Linked DNA regions of Homo sapiens: region 2 is linked to region 1. Evidence: chromatin contacts called from ENCODE Hi-C or POLR2A ChIA-PET data. All regions are on one chromosome and are shown on one strand. Each heading gives the region's core, a stretch centred on a gene start or an enhancer-like site at or near the end of the contact. The rest is flanking DNA. Distances are from core to core; before and after follow the strand shown. Region 1 overlaps MYH11 (myosin heavy chain 11). Region 2 overlaps LOC107984869 (a long non-coding RNA gene).

Region 1 (7,680 bases), core at 3,569-6,068:
GTTGCACTCACAGTTTTAAAAGTGTCAATTTAAACTAAAGATTCCTGAAATGCCTGCACAGCCCAGGCGAGCCGGCCAACTCAGGGTTTCTCAATCTTGTCACTGCAGAAATTGGGGGCCAGATAATTCTCTATTGTGGGGAGCTGTCCTGGGTATCATGGGAAGTTTAGTAGCATCCCTGGCCTCTAACCACTAGATGTCAGTGGTGGTTACCCTGACAGAGTTGTGACAACCACAAATGTCACCAGATACTACTCAATGTCCCCTGGGAGGCAAACTCACCTCTGGCAGAGAACCACTGGTCTAAATGAACAAAGCCAACTAATGAGGACTGTGGGGACCCAAGGAGGCCACAAACCCATCTGAAGGGGCCAGCAGCTACTCCGTCATTGCCACAGGGGATATAAGCCAAGTGTTGCTGGAACTTCTGATTTTTCTAGATAATGGAAACCCAGAGTTTTTATGTGAAGTGTACCCATGTTTTTTGGTGTGTGTGTGTGTGTGTGTGTGTGTGTGTGTGTGTGTGTGTGTGAGACTGAGTCTTGCTGTCACCCAGGTTGGAGTGCATTGGTGCAATCTCGGCTCACTGCAACCTCTGCGCTTCCCAGGTTCAGGGGAATTCTCCTGCCTCAGCCTCCAGAGTAGCTGGGATTACAGGCGTGTGCCACCACACCCGGCTAATTTTTCTATTTTTAGTAGAGACGGAGTTTCACCATGTTGGCCAGGCTGGTCTCAAACTCCTGACTTCAAGTGATCCATGTGCCTTGGCCTCCCATAGGGTTGGGATTATAGGCCACAGTGCCCGGCCTACCCATATTTAAACTTTAGGAACCAATTTCTAAAAATTTTGAAGGTTGTAGTGGCCGATCTCTCCTGTGGGCTCAGGAACCATTGGTTTGCACTTTCTGGTATAGTTAAATGTAATTCCAGAAATGACAAAAGAATGCCACCACTCCCAGGCCATAAGAGATGAACCTTGGGGCAGAATTAGCAGACAGCAAAGAAGTAAACCAGTGAGGAGACACAACACAGCAAGGGTGGTGACGGCTGGCAGCATCCTGGTGTGCTGGTGCAAAGCACGCGCTCTGCAGTTAGAGAGTCCTGAGTTCAAATCCCAGCTTTGCTTCTTATAAATCTCATTATCTCTGAATTTCCAAATCCTAGTTCCGGGTCCAGATACACATGGGGAGGGAGGGAGATGGATGGATGGCAGATGGAGGGTGAATGGATGGATGAATGTATAAATGTATAGAGGATGGGTTCATGGATGGATGGGTGGGTAGATGGATGGACGGATGGGTGATGGATGGATGGGTGATGGAAGGATGAGTAGAGGATAGATGGATGATAGAGGATGGATTGATGGATGAATCATGGATGAATAGAGGATAGAGACTCTACATGAGTCTCAATAAGTCCCATGAGCCTCAGTTTCCCTATCTGCAAAACGGAGATGGTAACAGTAGTACCTGCTTCGTGAAGTTTAGGTCTTGTAAGATGCTGAGCAAGGGCCTGGCCTAGTAGGTGATAAAGAGTGGAAGCCACCTATATTAGGTTGAATGTTGGTCTTTCTAAAATATGTCCACCTGGAACCTGTGAATGTGGCCTAATTTGGGGGGTTACATTTATTTTTTTTTCCTTTTTGTGGATACCGGGGTCTCACTATATTGCCCAGGCAGGTCTCGAACTCCTGGGCTCAAGCTATCCTCCCGCCTCTGCCTCCCTGAGAGCTGGGACTACAGGCGTGAACCACCGCGCCCAGCCTGAACGTGGCCTATTTTGGAAAAAATCGGTCTTCGCAGATGGAATCAAGTACAAGATCTCAAGATGAGATCATCTTGGATTAACCTGGTGGGCCCTACATTTAATGTCAAGTGTCTTTATGATGGACAGAAGAGAAGACCCACAGAGTAGAATGCCACATGAAGGATGAGGCAGAGACTGGAGTGAGACAAGCCAAGGAAAAGCCAGGAACAGCCAGAGCCACCAGAAGCCAGGACAGAGGCAAGGAACAGATCTCCCTCAGTGCCTCCAGGAGGAACAACCCCTGCCAACATCTTGTCTTTTAAAAAAAAAAAAATTTTTTTTTTTTAAATTTTTAGTAGAGAAGGGGTCTTGCTATGTTGCTCAGGCTGGTCTTGAACTCCTGGCCTCAAACGATCCTCTTGCCTTGGCCTCCCAAAGTGCTGGGATTACAGGCATGAGCCATTATGCCCGGCTCCTGCCGACACCCTGATTTCAGAACCCTGGCCTCCAGAACTGGGAGAGAATAAATTCCTGTTGTTTTAAGGCATCAAGTTTGTGCTAATTTTTTACAGTGGCCTTACACCTCTCTTCTTGCTGAGGAATAAGAAACAGGACTTTCCAACATCAGACATGTGTACCACCAGGGATACACAGGATGGACAATTTAGGTGATTTTATTTTTTATCTTCAAAATACATTAGAAGCAGTATAACCAGGCCAGGCATGGTGGCGCATGAGGATATCTTGAGGCCAGGAGTTCAAGGCTGCAGAACCCAATGTGGTGGGGAAAATCCTGGTGTCCCCTGGTCACTTGGAGCCTCATGAAGCTCCAGCCTGAAGCCTGACCCACCCCCTTCTCCATAGGCCCCTTGATGGAGGGTTTGGAAGTAGCTCTTGGTTTATAAATGGGGTTGGTGTACATTTAGGACTAAGTTGGTTCCTATGAGAGTTCGTCATTTGCACGCCATCGTCTGAATGCTTGCTCTGTGTACCATCTGCTCCATTATTTGCTTAATCATTTTCTTTAAATTTACTTCCTTCTCTTTCCTTACATTTGTTTTAATAGAAAACTTTCTCTATCTTCAGTGACAAATCATCTTCACTTGCCATAAATAGATGGCAATTATAAATATAAATACAAGGAAAACAGTATTACCAAATTCTAGCTAGATGCTTGGGGCTGCCGAAGGTGCTGGGCCTGGAGTCTGGTCTCTGTGGTTAAAGGGGAAACAAGTGCCAAAGTACATTGAGAACACTGGGGACTGGGCATGGTGGCTCATGCCTGTAATCCCAGCACTTTGGGAGGCCAAGGTGGGCTGATTGTTTGAGCCCAGGAGTTCAAGACCAGAGAATACTGGATAACATGGTGAAGCCTTGTCTCTACCCACCCCTCCAAAAATCAAACCAAAACAAAACAAAAAACCCCAGGCCAGGCACGGTGGCTCATGCCTGCAATCCCAGCACTTTGGGAGGCCAAGATGGGTGGATCATCTGAGGTCAGGAGTTTAAGACCAGCCTGGCCAACATGGCGAGACCCAGTATCTACTAAAAATACAAAAAAAATTAGTGGGGCATGGTGGTGGGCGCCTATAATCCCAGCTACCCAGGAGGCTCAGCCAAGAGAATTGCTTGAACCCAGGAGGCAGAGGTTGCAGTGAGCCGAGGTCGTGCCACTGCACTCCAGCCTGGGTGACAATAGCAAGCCTCCATCTCAAACAAAACAAAACAAAAACCCTAAAATCAAAAATTAGCCAGGCGTGGTAGCACATGTCTGTAGTCTCAACGACTTGAGAGGCTGAGCTGGGAGGACTGCTTGAGCCTGCAAGGCAGAGATTGCAGTGAGCTGAGACTGCGCCACCGTACTCCAGCCTAGGTGACAGAGTGGTGTGATCTCGGCTCACTGCAGCTTCGACCTCCTGGGCTCAAGCAATCTTCCTGCCTCAGTCTCCCAAGTAGCTGGGACTACAGTGTGCACCACCACACCCAGTTAATTTTTTGTATTATTTGTAGAGAAGGGATCTTGCCATGTTGCCCAGGTTAGTCTCAAACTCAAGCTCAAGTGATCTGCCTGCCTTGGCTTCTCAAAGTGCTGGAATTACAGGCGTGAGCCACCATGCCCAGCAAAACAATTTAAATGGTCTCATTGTTTTCTTTCACAAGGACAGACAATGATTTAATAAACCCTCTATTAATCAACCTATTTTAGTTTGTTCCAGTTTTTTTCTATTTATTTTTTTTGTAGAGACAGAGTCTCACTGTGTTATCCAGGCTGGTCTCGAACTCCTGGGCTCAAGCAATCCTCTTGCCTCAGTGTCTCCAAATGCTGGGATTACAGGCATGAGCCACTGTGCCCAGCCTGTTCCAGTTTTTTATTATTTAAATAAAACTATACTGAACAGTGTAGTACATCAAGAAAAAAGGATTTGGTAAATTCCTGGCACACAGCAAATACTTAACCATTGTTCATTGTTATTTAAAAGCAAGATTAGAAGCAAAACTGACCCCTGTCCCAAATGAAATGAATCATTCTTGGAGGGCCTATGTCATTCAGACAAGGAGGCTATCAGCACTAGATTCTGATGTGGGACCCTGGCCAAGACCCACATACACCATCCATTTGTCAACTGACCCATACAGCCTAATTTTCCAGACCCCAAGTTATCTTCGGAGGAGCTGCCCCTCCCCTTATGCAGCATTTCAGCAACCTCAGTGCTATTCTGGGGCTCCAAACGGGCGTAGGCGTGGGAAGGAAGGGAAACTTTCCACAGTTCTGTCCTGGTGTTCCTGAAAGAGATTAACCTTCAACACTGAGGCACATCTAACGCAGAAGGAAAATCGTTTCTGGAAACACAGTGTCCCGACCAAGAATTTCTTTCTGAGCTGTCCTGTTCTCAAGACCCAGTGTGTTTCTTGGCCATTGGTTGGATGATTTTGATCAATATCAATTGATCACCAGAGCAACCCCTCCAGGAAAAGCCTGAGTAAATCCACTGCCTCGATCACTCCCCCTCCCCTAAACCCTGCCCACATGTTCCTGATGAGGCCAACATCTCTACCTTCAGCTCCAAGAATCCATTCTTAGGGACCATAATGAAACCACCCTGCGCTTTCCACAACCCTGCCTATGCTGCATAGCTCAGGAATGTGCATATCAACCTAAGCCAACCAATCAGAGTCAATGACACTCCATTCAGGAACTTAAGCCGGGAATCTACTCTGTTCTTTGGACATAAACCCAAAGAATATAAGGGCTGGAACCCAGCTATGTTGCTGTCAACAAACTGCATCCTATAGAGAAACAATGTAGTCGAGAGAGATAGAAGACAAGAAATTAGGTTCTAGAAAAATCTTTTGAACACCTAGATCTCACTGTACCTGAAGCTTGAATTCCTGAACTTTTTTTTTTTTTGAGATGGAGTCTAGCTCCATCTCCCAAGCTGGAGTGGAGTGGTGTAATCTTGGCTCACTGCAACCTCTGCCTTCCGGGTTCAAGCAATCCTCCCACCTCAGCCTCCTGAGTAGCTAGGACTACAAGTGTGCACCACCAGCCCTGGCTAATTTTTTTTTTGTATTTTTAGTAGAGACAGGGTTTCACCAAATTGACCAGGTTGGTCTCGAACTCCTGACCTAAAGTGATCCGCCCACCTTGGCCCCGCAAAGCGCTGAGATTACAGACCTGAACCACTGTGCCTAACCTCCCTGAACTTCTCAACATTCTGAGTTAGTCACTTTCCCTTTGGTTTAAGCCAGCTCGGGTTACTTGCAACCCTAGTTATACAGCCACTTTTCTACAACACAAACAAACCACCTAGAATAAAATTCATTTTCCTCCTTTTTTTTTTTTTTTTTTAATGGAAGGTGGGGAATTCAGAGAGCAGAAATCTGTCCTGACCAGAGAAGAGTTCTTAACAGGTTCCACTGGTATCCAGGCAAGCTACCCTCCAGACTCAAGGTGTGAGGCTTACATAGCTGCTCCTCCTCGCTGAAACCCATGATTGCCATGGCCTCCACGGTTTCCTGGAACATCTCATCATCCTGGGCTGCTGGGATGGGCACAAAGCCATTGGAGAGGAAGGTGTAGTTGTTGAAGCCCTCCAAAAGCAAGTCACCTAGAAGGAGAGGAAGACAGGTCAGGGTCAATAAGACATACTTCTAATTTCAACATGAGACCGAGATCTGGTCAAGGGTCTGGGCCATCATAATTCCTTTCCCTTTATCAAGGCTTGAACCGTTTAAAGCCCTCACGCATCGTCACGTAGACAGCCTCACCAACCACTGCCAGCCTTACACAGCGGTGCAGGTTGTGCACTGCTCCAGTGACTGCAGCTGATATCCAGCCTTGGTTCTGCTTGCTAAGCCACAATCCCTGGCACGAAGTTACATTTACCTGGAGGAAGGGATGCCTTTACCTCAATTGTCTAGAGGCACCCTGCCTTCAGCCTTCAGAGACAAAGCTGTCAGAAGAGTTAGATCAACCTTTACTCTTTTTTTTTTTTTTTTTTTTTTGAGACGGAGTCTCACTCTGTCGTCCAGGCAGGAGTGCAGTGGCGCGATCTCGGCTCACTGCAACCTCCGCCTCCCAGGTTCAAGCGATTCTCCTGCCTCAACCTCCTGAGTAGCTGGGATTACAGGCGCCCGCCACCACGCCCGGCTAAATTTTGTATTTTTAGTAGAGATGGGGTTTCACCATGTTGACCACACTAGACTTGAACTCCTGACCTCAGGTGATCCACCCACCTTGGCCTCTCAAAGTTCTGGGATTACAGACGTGAGCCACCGCACCTGGCCTTATTCATGTATTTATAAAATTTTTATCAAATTCAAACAGGCACATGAGTTTTAAAAATCAATTACTACCAAAGGTTTATAATGAAAAATAGCATTCTCCTGTCACATCCCTTCTCCAACTCTACCTTACTCCATAATACCTGCTTTTATCTCTTTTAGCTGCTTTTTATCTGGCAGTTACCACTATCTCTCTGTACAATAGGCTTGCTATATATACTAGCCTATTATAATGTATATACCATTATGTATTACATATCATAGGCCAAGGGTTCCCCAACCCATAGGCCATAGACCAGTACCGGTCCATGTTAGGAACTGGGCCACACAGCAGGAGGTGAGCAGCAGGTGAGCAAGTGAAGCTTTATCCGCTATTTGCAGCTGCTGCCCATCGCTTGCATCACTGTCTGAGCTCCGCTTCCCATAAGATCAGCAGCAGCATTAGATTCTCATAGGAGCGCAAACCCTATCGTGAGCTGCACATGTGCCCTCCTTATAACACTCTAATGCCTGATAATCTGTCACTGTCCCCCATCACCCCCCGATGGGACTGCAGGAAAACAAGCTCCCAATGATTCTACATTATGGTGACTAGTATAATTATTTCATTGTATATTACAATGTAATAATAAAGTGCACAGTAAATGTAATACACGTGAATCATCCCCACACCATCCCCCCAACCCTGCCCGCCCAGTCTGTGGAAAACTTTTCTTCCAGGAAACCAGTCCTCAGTGCCAAAAGTAACAGGTGCTTTTGGCCTATTGGAAGACCAGAGGCAAAGCACAATCGCTGTAATAGGCGATTTCTGGATATGTCAAGTTTAGATAGTATCTAGTGACTTCCTGCTATGGTAGGCAAAAATGCAGCTTTCTTATACTACCTTTCCTTTCCTCCAGCTATTTTTTTTTTTTTTTTTGAGAGGGAGTTTCACCTTTGTCCAGGTTGGAGTGCAGTGGTGCGATATTGGCTGCTCACTGCAACCTCTGCCTCCCGGATTCAAGCAATTCTCCTGCCTCTCGAGTAGCTGGGATTACAGGCACCCACCACCATGCCCAGGTAATTTGTTGTATTTTTAGTAGAGACGGGGTTTCATCATGTTGGCTAGTCTAGTCTTGAACCCCTGACATCAGGTGATCCACCCGCCTC
Region 2 (7,680 bases), core at 2,788-5,287, 150 kb after region 1:
CATAAACACGTGTATTAGTCTGTTTTCATGCTGCTGATAAAGACATACCCAAGGCTGGGGAGTTTACAAAAGAAATCGGTTTAATGGTCTTACAGTTCCATGTGGCTAGGGAGGCCTCACAATCATGGTGGAAGGCGAAAGGCATTTTCTACATGGCGGTGGCAAGCGAGAGAATGAGAGCCAAGTGAAACGGGTTTCTCCTTATAAAACCATCAGATCTTGTCAGACTTATTCACTACCACAAGAACAGTACGGGAAAAACTGCCCCCATGATTCAATTATCTCCCCCTGGGTCCCTTCCACAACACGTGGGAATCATGGGAGTACAATTCAAGATGAGATTTGGGTGGGGACAAAGAGCCAAACCATATCAACATGTGACGTCGTCTTTCTATTTATTTAGGTCTTCGTATTTGCTTTCAGCCACGTTTTGTAGTTTTCAGGGCACTAGTGTTACTCCTACTTGGTTAAATTTATTTATTTTTATTCTATTGGAAGTGAAATTGTTTTCTTAATTTTACTTTCTGATTGTTTATTGCTAGTTTATGGAAATGTGGCTGATGTTTGTGCGTTGATCTTCTTTTTTTTTTTTTTTTTTTTGAGATGGAGTCTTGCTCTGTCACCCAGGCTGGAGTGCAGTGGCATGCTCTTGGCTCACAGCAACCTCTACCTCCTGGGTTCAAGTGATTCTCCTGCCTCAGCCTCCCAAGTACCTGGAACTACAGGTGCCCTCACCACGCCCAGCTAATTTTTGTATTTTTTACTAGAGACAGGCTTTCACCATGTTGGCCAGGCTGGTCTAGAACTCATGACCTCAAGTGATCCACCCACCTCGGCCTCCCAAGGTGCTGGGATTACAGGCATGAGCAACCACGCCCAGCTGCAAACTACCTTTTCAATGACAGTTGTCTCCTAATTTGTTGGCCTCAGCATAGGTAGATAATAATAAAACCTACATTTTAAAACATTAAAGGGCAATGTTCAGCCAGGCACAGTGGCTCACGCCTGTAATTTCAGCACTTTGGGAAGCTGAGGTGGACAGATCACCTGAGGTGAGGAGTTCGAGACCAGCCTGGCCAAAATGGTGAAACCCTGTGTCTACTAAAAATACAAAAATTACCTGGGCATGGTGGCCGACACCTGTAGTCCCAGCTACTTGGGAGGCTGAGGCAGGAGAATTGCTTGAACCCAGGAGGCAGAGGCCACAGTGAGCCGAGATCGTGCCACTGCATTCTAGCTTGGGTGACAGAGAGAGAAGCGGTCTCCAAAAATAAATAAATAAAAATAGATGAGTCACTTCCAAGATGGCCAAATAGGAGCAGCTCCGGTCTGTAGCTCCCAGCGAGATCAACACAGAAGACAGGTGATTTCTGCATTTCCAACTGAGGTACCTGGTTCATCTCACTGGGACTGGTTGGACAGTGGGTGCAGCCCACAGAGGTGAGCTGAAGCAGGGCAGGGTGTCGCCTTTCCCAGGAAGTGCAAGGGTTCAGGGGATTTCCCTTTCCTAGGCAAGGGAAGCCGTGACAGACTGCACCTGGAGGAACGGTACACTTCCATCCAAATACTGTGCTTTTCCCACGGTCTTAGCAACTGGCAGACCAGGAGATTCTCTCCCGTTCCTGGCTCGGCAGGTCGCACGCCCACAGAGCCTTGGTCACTGCTAGCGAAGCAGTCCAAGATCAACCTGTGATGCTGCAGCCTGGTCAGCAACTATCATCAGACTGAACAGGCAATCTACAGATTGGGAGAAAACTTTTGCAATCTGCCCATTTGACAAAGGGCTAGTATTCAGAATCTACAAAGAACTTAAACAAATTTACAAGAAAAAAACAAACAACCCCATCAAAAAGTGGGCAAAGGATATGAACAGACACTTCTCAAAAGAAGACATTTATGCAGCCAACAGACACATGAAAAAATGCTCATCATCACTGGTCATCAGAGAAATGCAAATCAAAACCACAATGAGATACCATCTCACGCCAGTTCGAACGGTGATCATTAAAAAGTGAGGAAACGACAGATGCTGGAGAGGGTGTGGAGAAATAGGAATGCTTTTACACTGTTGGTGGGAGTGTAAATTAGTTCAACCATTCTGCTTAATAGCCACACACTGTGTGGCTATTCCTCAAGGATCTAGAACCAGAAATACCATTTGACCCAGCAATCCCTTCACTGGGTATATACCCAAAGGATTATAAATCATGCTACTATAAAGACACATACACACATATGTTTATTGTGCCACTATTCACAATAGCAAAGACTTGGAGCCACCCAAATGTCCATTAATGATAGACTGGATTAAGAGAATGTGGCACATCTACACCACGGAATACTATGCAGCCATAAAAAAGGATGAGTTCATGTCCTTTGCAAGGACATGGATGCAGCTGGAAACCGTCATTCTTAGCAAACTATCACAAGGTCAGAAAACCAACCACCACATGTTTCACTCATAGGTGGGAATTGAACAATGAAAACACATGGACACAGGGCAGGGAACTTCACATATTGGGGCCTGTTGGGGGTAGTGGGGGCGGGGAGGGAGAGCATTAGGACAAATACCTAATGTAAATGTCGAGTTGATGGGTGCAGCAAACCAACATAGCACATGTATACCTATGTTACAAACCTGCACGTCGTGCAACGTCGTGCAAATGTATTGTAGAAGTTAAAGTATAATAAAAAAAGAAAAAAAATCCATTCATATATCAATAAAAAATAGATCAATCAATCAATAAAACATTAAAGTGCAATGTCGACAAGAGGTGGTAAAAGCAGGCATCCTTGTGTTGTTCCTGGTCTTTGTGGGGAAATCTTTAAATTTGTAAGCCTTTCACTGTTGCATATGGTGTAAGTCTCTTCCTTTCTTTCTTTCTCCTTCCTTCCTTCTTTCCTTCCTTCCTTCCTTCCTTCTTTCTCTCTTCCTTCTTTTTCTTTCTTTCTATAAATAGAAACAGCAGGCCGGGCACGCTGGCTCAGCCTGTAATCCCAGCACTTTGGGAGGCCGAGGCAGGCGGATCACGAGGTCAGGAGATAGAGACCATCCTGGTTAACACAGTGAAACTCCATCTCTACTAAAATACAAAAAAAAAATTAGCCGGGCGTGGTGGTGGGCGCCTGTAGTCCCAGATACTCGGGAGGCTGAGGCAGGAGAATGGCCTGAACCCAGGAGGTGGAGCTTGCAGTGAGACGAGATCATGCCACCGCACTCCAGCCTGAGCGACAGAGCGAGACTCCGTCTCAAAAAATAAATAAATAAAAATAAATAAATAAATAGAGCCAGCGTCTCACTATGTTGCCCAGGCTGGTCTCAAACTTCTAGGCTCAAGCAATCTTCCCAAAGTACTGGGGTTACAGGAGTGAGTCACCTTGCCTGGCCTGGTGTAAGTTTTTTATATATGCCCTTTATCCTGTTGAAGAAGTTCTCTTCTGGTCTTTATTATTTCAGTATTCTTTGTTGTTGTTGTTGTTGTTTTGTTTTGTTTTGTTTTAAATCCTGAAAAGGTGTTGGGTTTTGTCAAAGGCTGTTTTCTACATTATCCCTTAATTCTATTAATGTTGTGAATAACATTTATTTATTTATTTATTTATTTATTTACTTATTTTGAGATGGAGACTCACTCAGTCTCCCAGGCTGGAGTGCAGTGGCATGATCTCGGCTCACTGCAACCTCCATCTCCTGGGTTCAAGCAATTTTCCTACCTCAGCCTCCCTAACACCTGGCATTACAGGCGTGTGTCACCACGCCCAGCTAATTTATTTTTATTTTTTGTATTTTTAGTAGAGACGGGGTTTCACCGTGTTGGCCAGGCTGATCTTGAACTCTTTACCTCAAATGGTCCACCTGCCTCGGTCTGCCAAAAGTGCTGGGAATACAGGCGTGCACTACCGTGCCTGGCTGAGTTTTTTCTTTTTTGAGACAGGGTCTCACTTTGTCACCCAGGGTGGGGTGCAGTGGCACAAACATGGTTCACCGCAGCCTCAACCTCCCCAGCTCAAGTGATTCTCTCACCTCAGCATGCCAAGTAGCTGGGACTACAGTTGTGAGCCACTGCGCCCTGCCCTGATTTTCTTATAATGAATCACCCTTACATTCTTGGGATAAGTCTCATCTGTTAACACATATGTATAATATGTTTCTATGCTGCTGGATTTGATTTGCTAGTATTTTCTTTAGGATTTCTGCATCTATATTTATAAGGGACATTGGTCTATAGTTTCCTTTTCCTGTAATGTCATTGTGTGGCTTTGGTATCAGGGTAATGCTGGCCTCATAGAGTGGGTCAGAAATGTTGCCTCCTCTTCTAGTTTTGGGAAGATTTTAATAAGAATTGGCCTTAATTATTCAAATACCTGGTAGAATTCACCAATGGAGCCATCGGGTCCTGAGCTTTTCCTTACGGAACTTTAAAAAATTGTTACCAATTCCATCTCTTTCCTTGTTATAGATCTATTCCGACTTCCTAGTTTTTCTTGGGTTAGTCTTGGTAATTTGTGTGTTTCTAGAAATTTGTACATTTCTTCCAGGTGTATTCAATTAATTGACATGTCATTGTTTATAGTATTCTCTTATAATCTTTTATTTTTGTAAGGGTTGTAGTAATCTTTGGTTCCTGATTTTAGTGGTTTGGGCCATCTCCATTCTTCTTCTGGGGGCATCAGTATTTCCAAAAGTTTAGCAATTTTGCTGATTTGTTAAAGAACCAGTTTTTGGTTTTGTTGACTCTATTGCTTTTATAGAATACTATATTTTATTTATCTTCACTGTAATTTTTATTGTTTTTTTGCTGCTGCTTGCTTTCGGCATAGTTTGATCTTTTTCTAATCCCATAAGGTGGAAGAATGTATTATTTATTTGAGATCTGTCTTTCTTTTTTTGCTTGAGACAAGGTCTTGCTCTGTTGTCCAAGCTGGAGTGTAGTGGTGCAATCATGGCTCACTGCAGCCTCAAACTCCTGGGCTCAAGTGATCCTCCTGCCTCAGCCTCCCAAGTAGCTGAGATCACAGGCATGTGCCACGATGCCTGGCTAGATTTTTTATTTGTATTTTTCATACAGATAGGGTCTCGCTATATTACTGAGGCTGGTCTCAAACTCCTGGCCTCAAGTGTTCATTTTTTTTTTTTTTTTTTTGAGATGGAGTTTCACTCTTGTTGCCTAGGCTGGAGTGCAATGGCACGATCTCAGCTCACCACAACCTTCGCCTCATGGGTTCGAGTGATCCACCTGCCTCAGCCTCCTAGGTAGCAAGGACTACAGGCATGTGCCACCATGCCCAGCTAATTTTGTCTTTTTAGTGGAGATGGGGTTTCTCCATGTTGGTCAGGCTGGTCTTGAACTCCTGACCTCAGGTGATCCACCCGCCTCAGCCTCCCAAAGTGCTGGGATTACAGGCGTGAGCCACTGCGCCCACCCTCTTTCATTTTTGATGTAGGTGACTACAGCTATAAATTTCCCTCTGAGCATTGTCTTTGCTGCATCTCATAAGTTTTGGTAAGTTGTACTGCTTTTTCATTCATCTCAAAATATTTAAAAATTTTTTTATGATGTCTTATTTTACTCATTGTTTATGTTAATTTCTACATAATCGTATATTTGTGAATCTAAAAATTTTCTTTCTCTTGTTGATTTCTAGTTTTATTCTGTTGTGGTTGAAGAAATTACTTTTTTTTTTTTTTTTTGGCAGGGTCTCACTCTGTCGCCCAGGCTGGAGTGCAATGGCCTGATCTCAGCTCACTGCAACCTCCGCCTCCCGGGTTCAAGCAATTCTCCTGCCTCAGTCTCCCAAGTAGCTGGGATTATAGGCACCCGCCACCACACCCAGCTACTTTTTGTATTTTTAATAGATATGCGGTTTCACCATGTTGGCCAGGCTGGTCTCAAACTCCTGACCTCAGGTGATCCGCCTGCCTCGGCCTCCCAAAGTGCTGGGATTACAGGTGTGAGCCACCGCACCCGGCCAAAAGTACTTTGTATGATTTCAACTTTTTTTTTTTTTTTTTTTTTTTTGAGACAGGGTCTCTCTCTGTCGCTCAGTCTGGAGTACAGTGGCGTGATCTCAGCTCACTGCAACCTCCACCTCCTGGGTTCAAGCAATCCTCCTGCCTCAGCCTCCTGAGTAGCTGGAATTACAGGTGCCCACAACCATGCCCAGCAAATTATTGTACTTTTAGTAGAGATGGGGTTTCACTGTGTTGGCCAGGGTGGTCTCGAACTCCCGACCTCAAGGGACCCACCTGCCTTGGCCTCCCAAAGTGTTGGGATTACAGGCGTGAGCCACCGCGCCCAGCCGATAACTCAAAAATTTTCAAGAGGCAAAGACTTATTTTTTAACAGATGTGAGACTCAGTGTTTTAAACAAGACCCAATAAAGACAGTATGAGGCTAACTGAATCTGTCCCTCCTGCAAAGAAACATTTTTTTACTGTTTTTTAATATTACATGAAAATTTTGTTTAAAAAACTAAATTTTACCTTTGTATGTAAAATTGTTCCTTTAGTAGTTTTAATTACATATATTATAATGTTAACTCTTAGGCAGTCTCCGCCTCTCGGGTTCAAGCAATTCTCTTGCCTCAGCCTCCCGAGTACCTCAGACTACAGGTGTGCACCACCATGCATGCCCAGCTAATTTCTGTATTTTTAGTAGAGACAGGGTTTCGCCATGTTGGCCAGGCTGGTCTCAAACTGCTGACATCAGGTGATCTGTCCGCCTTGGCCTCCCAAAGTGCTGGGATTACAGGCGTGAGCCACTGCATCCAGCCATTACTGACTTTTATTTTTAATGAAAAACTAAGGAGGTAGGCAATTTTAATTATGTACCAGGTACAGAGTCTAGGACAGTAATAATATATGTCAATAATATATGATGCTTTTTAGGATAGGCAGGGGACATGGTTAATTCTACACATCCCCAGGCCTTATCTACAATCTAAGGGCTTTAAAATAGACAAGTCCAACAATTATTTAAAATATTATAGAAGGGCCAGGCATGGTGCCTCATGCTTATAATTCTAGCACTTTGGGAGCAGAGGCTGGTGGACGCCTTGAACCTAGGAGTTAGAGACCAGCCTGGCCAACATGGTAAAACTCGATCTCCACTAAAAATACACAAGTGAGCTAGACATGGTGGTACGTGCTTATAGTCCCAACTACTTGGAAGGCTGAGGTGGAAGGATCACCTGAGCCCAGGGAGGTTGAGGCTGCAGTGAGCATGCCACTGTACTCCAGCCTGGGCAACAGAGTGAGTCCCAGTCTAAGAAAAAAATTTATAAAAGTAGTTTAGGACCTGAAAGGTCTTAGTAAAGACAATACCAGACTTGTCTAATTTACACCAAATGTTCACATTCTGAAGATGTTTTTATTTTACTAATAATTGAAAAACTGTCTTTATTTACTAAAGATTATTAAAGTCATGTGAACTAAAAGATACTTAAAGTTTTTATTTTTTGATGAAATATTCAATTTAAGTGGTTAAGTCAACTGATTAGAGCTTTTAAAAATATATTTCAGTAGTGAAATATTATATATTCATGGCACATATAAACATAGACATAACAGACAGAAGTAGATCTTATAGACTTGTAAGACTTTCTGTCAATTTTAAAATTTTTATTAATTAATTAATTTATTAGAGACAAGGTCTCACTCTGTCACCCAGACTGGAATGCAAT

The links. Hi-C counts contacts between places; a loop is a spot of excess contacts on that map. ChIA-PET counts read pairs that join two places held with the same protein, here RNA polymerase II (POLR2A). Pooled maps may share reads with other maps.
Region 2: a map with no recorded cell type shows a loop between it and region 1 (2.1-fold over the local background). The contact joins two enhancer-like sites. A Hi-C loop is called at or near these places in 1 of 168 maps with a recorded cell type or tissue (OCI-LY7), 1 of 37 single-sample maps with no recorded cell type and 1 of 50 pooled maps. POLR2A ChIA-PET finds 5 or more read pairs at or near these places in 1 of 52 experiments (activated T-cell).

What each region holds. Positions count from the first base shown.
Region 1 is chr16:15,765,858-15,773,537 of GRCh38, forward strand. It overlaps MYH11 (myosin heavy chain 11), which reads right to left. Exons shown (of 41, transcript NM_002474.3): 9 at 5,712-5,855. Among named protein-coding and RNA genes, the nearest start is that of MYH11, 87 kb to the right of the region's middle. RefSeq lists a silencer at 55-349. Within about 2 kb of position 4,819, at least 5 of the 41 ENCODE cell types and tissues checked have a DNase peak (open chromatin) inside an H3K27ac peak, as active enhancers do.
Region 2 is chr16:15,916,159-15,923,838 of GRCh38, forward strand. The region is part of intron 1 of LOC107984869 (a long non-coding RNA gene); the gene reads right to left. Among named protein-coding and RNA genes, the nearest start is that of ABCC1, 30 kb to the right of the region's middle. Within about 2 kb of position 4,038, at least 4 of the 41 ENCODE cell types and tissues checked have a DNase peak (open chromatin) inside an H3K27ac peak, as active enhancers do.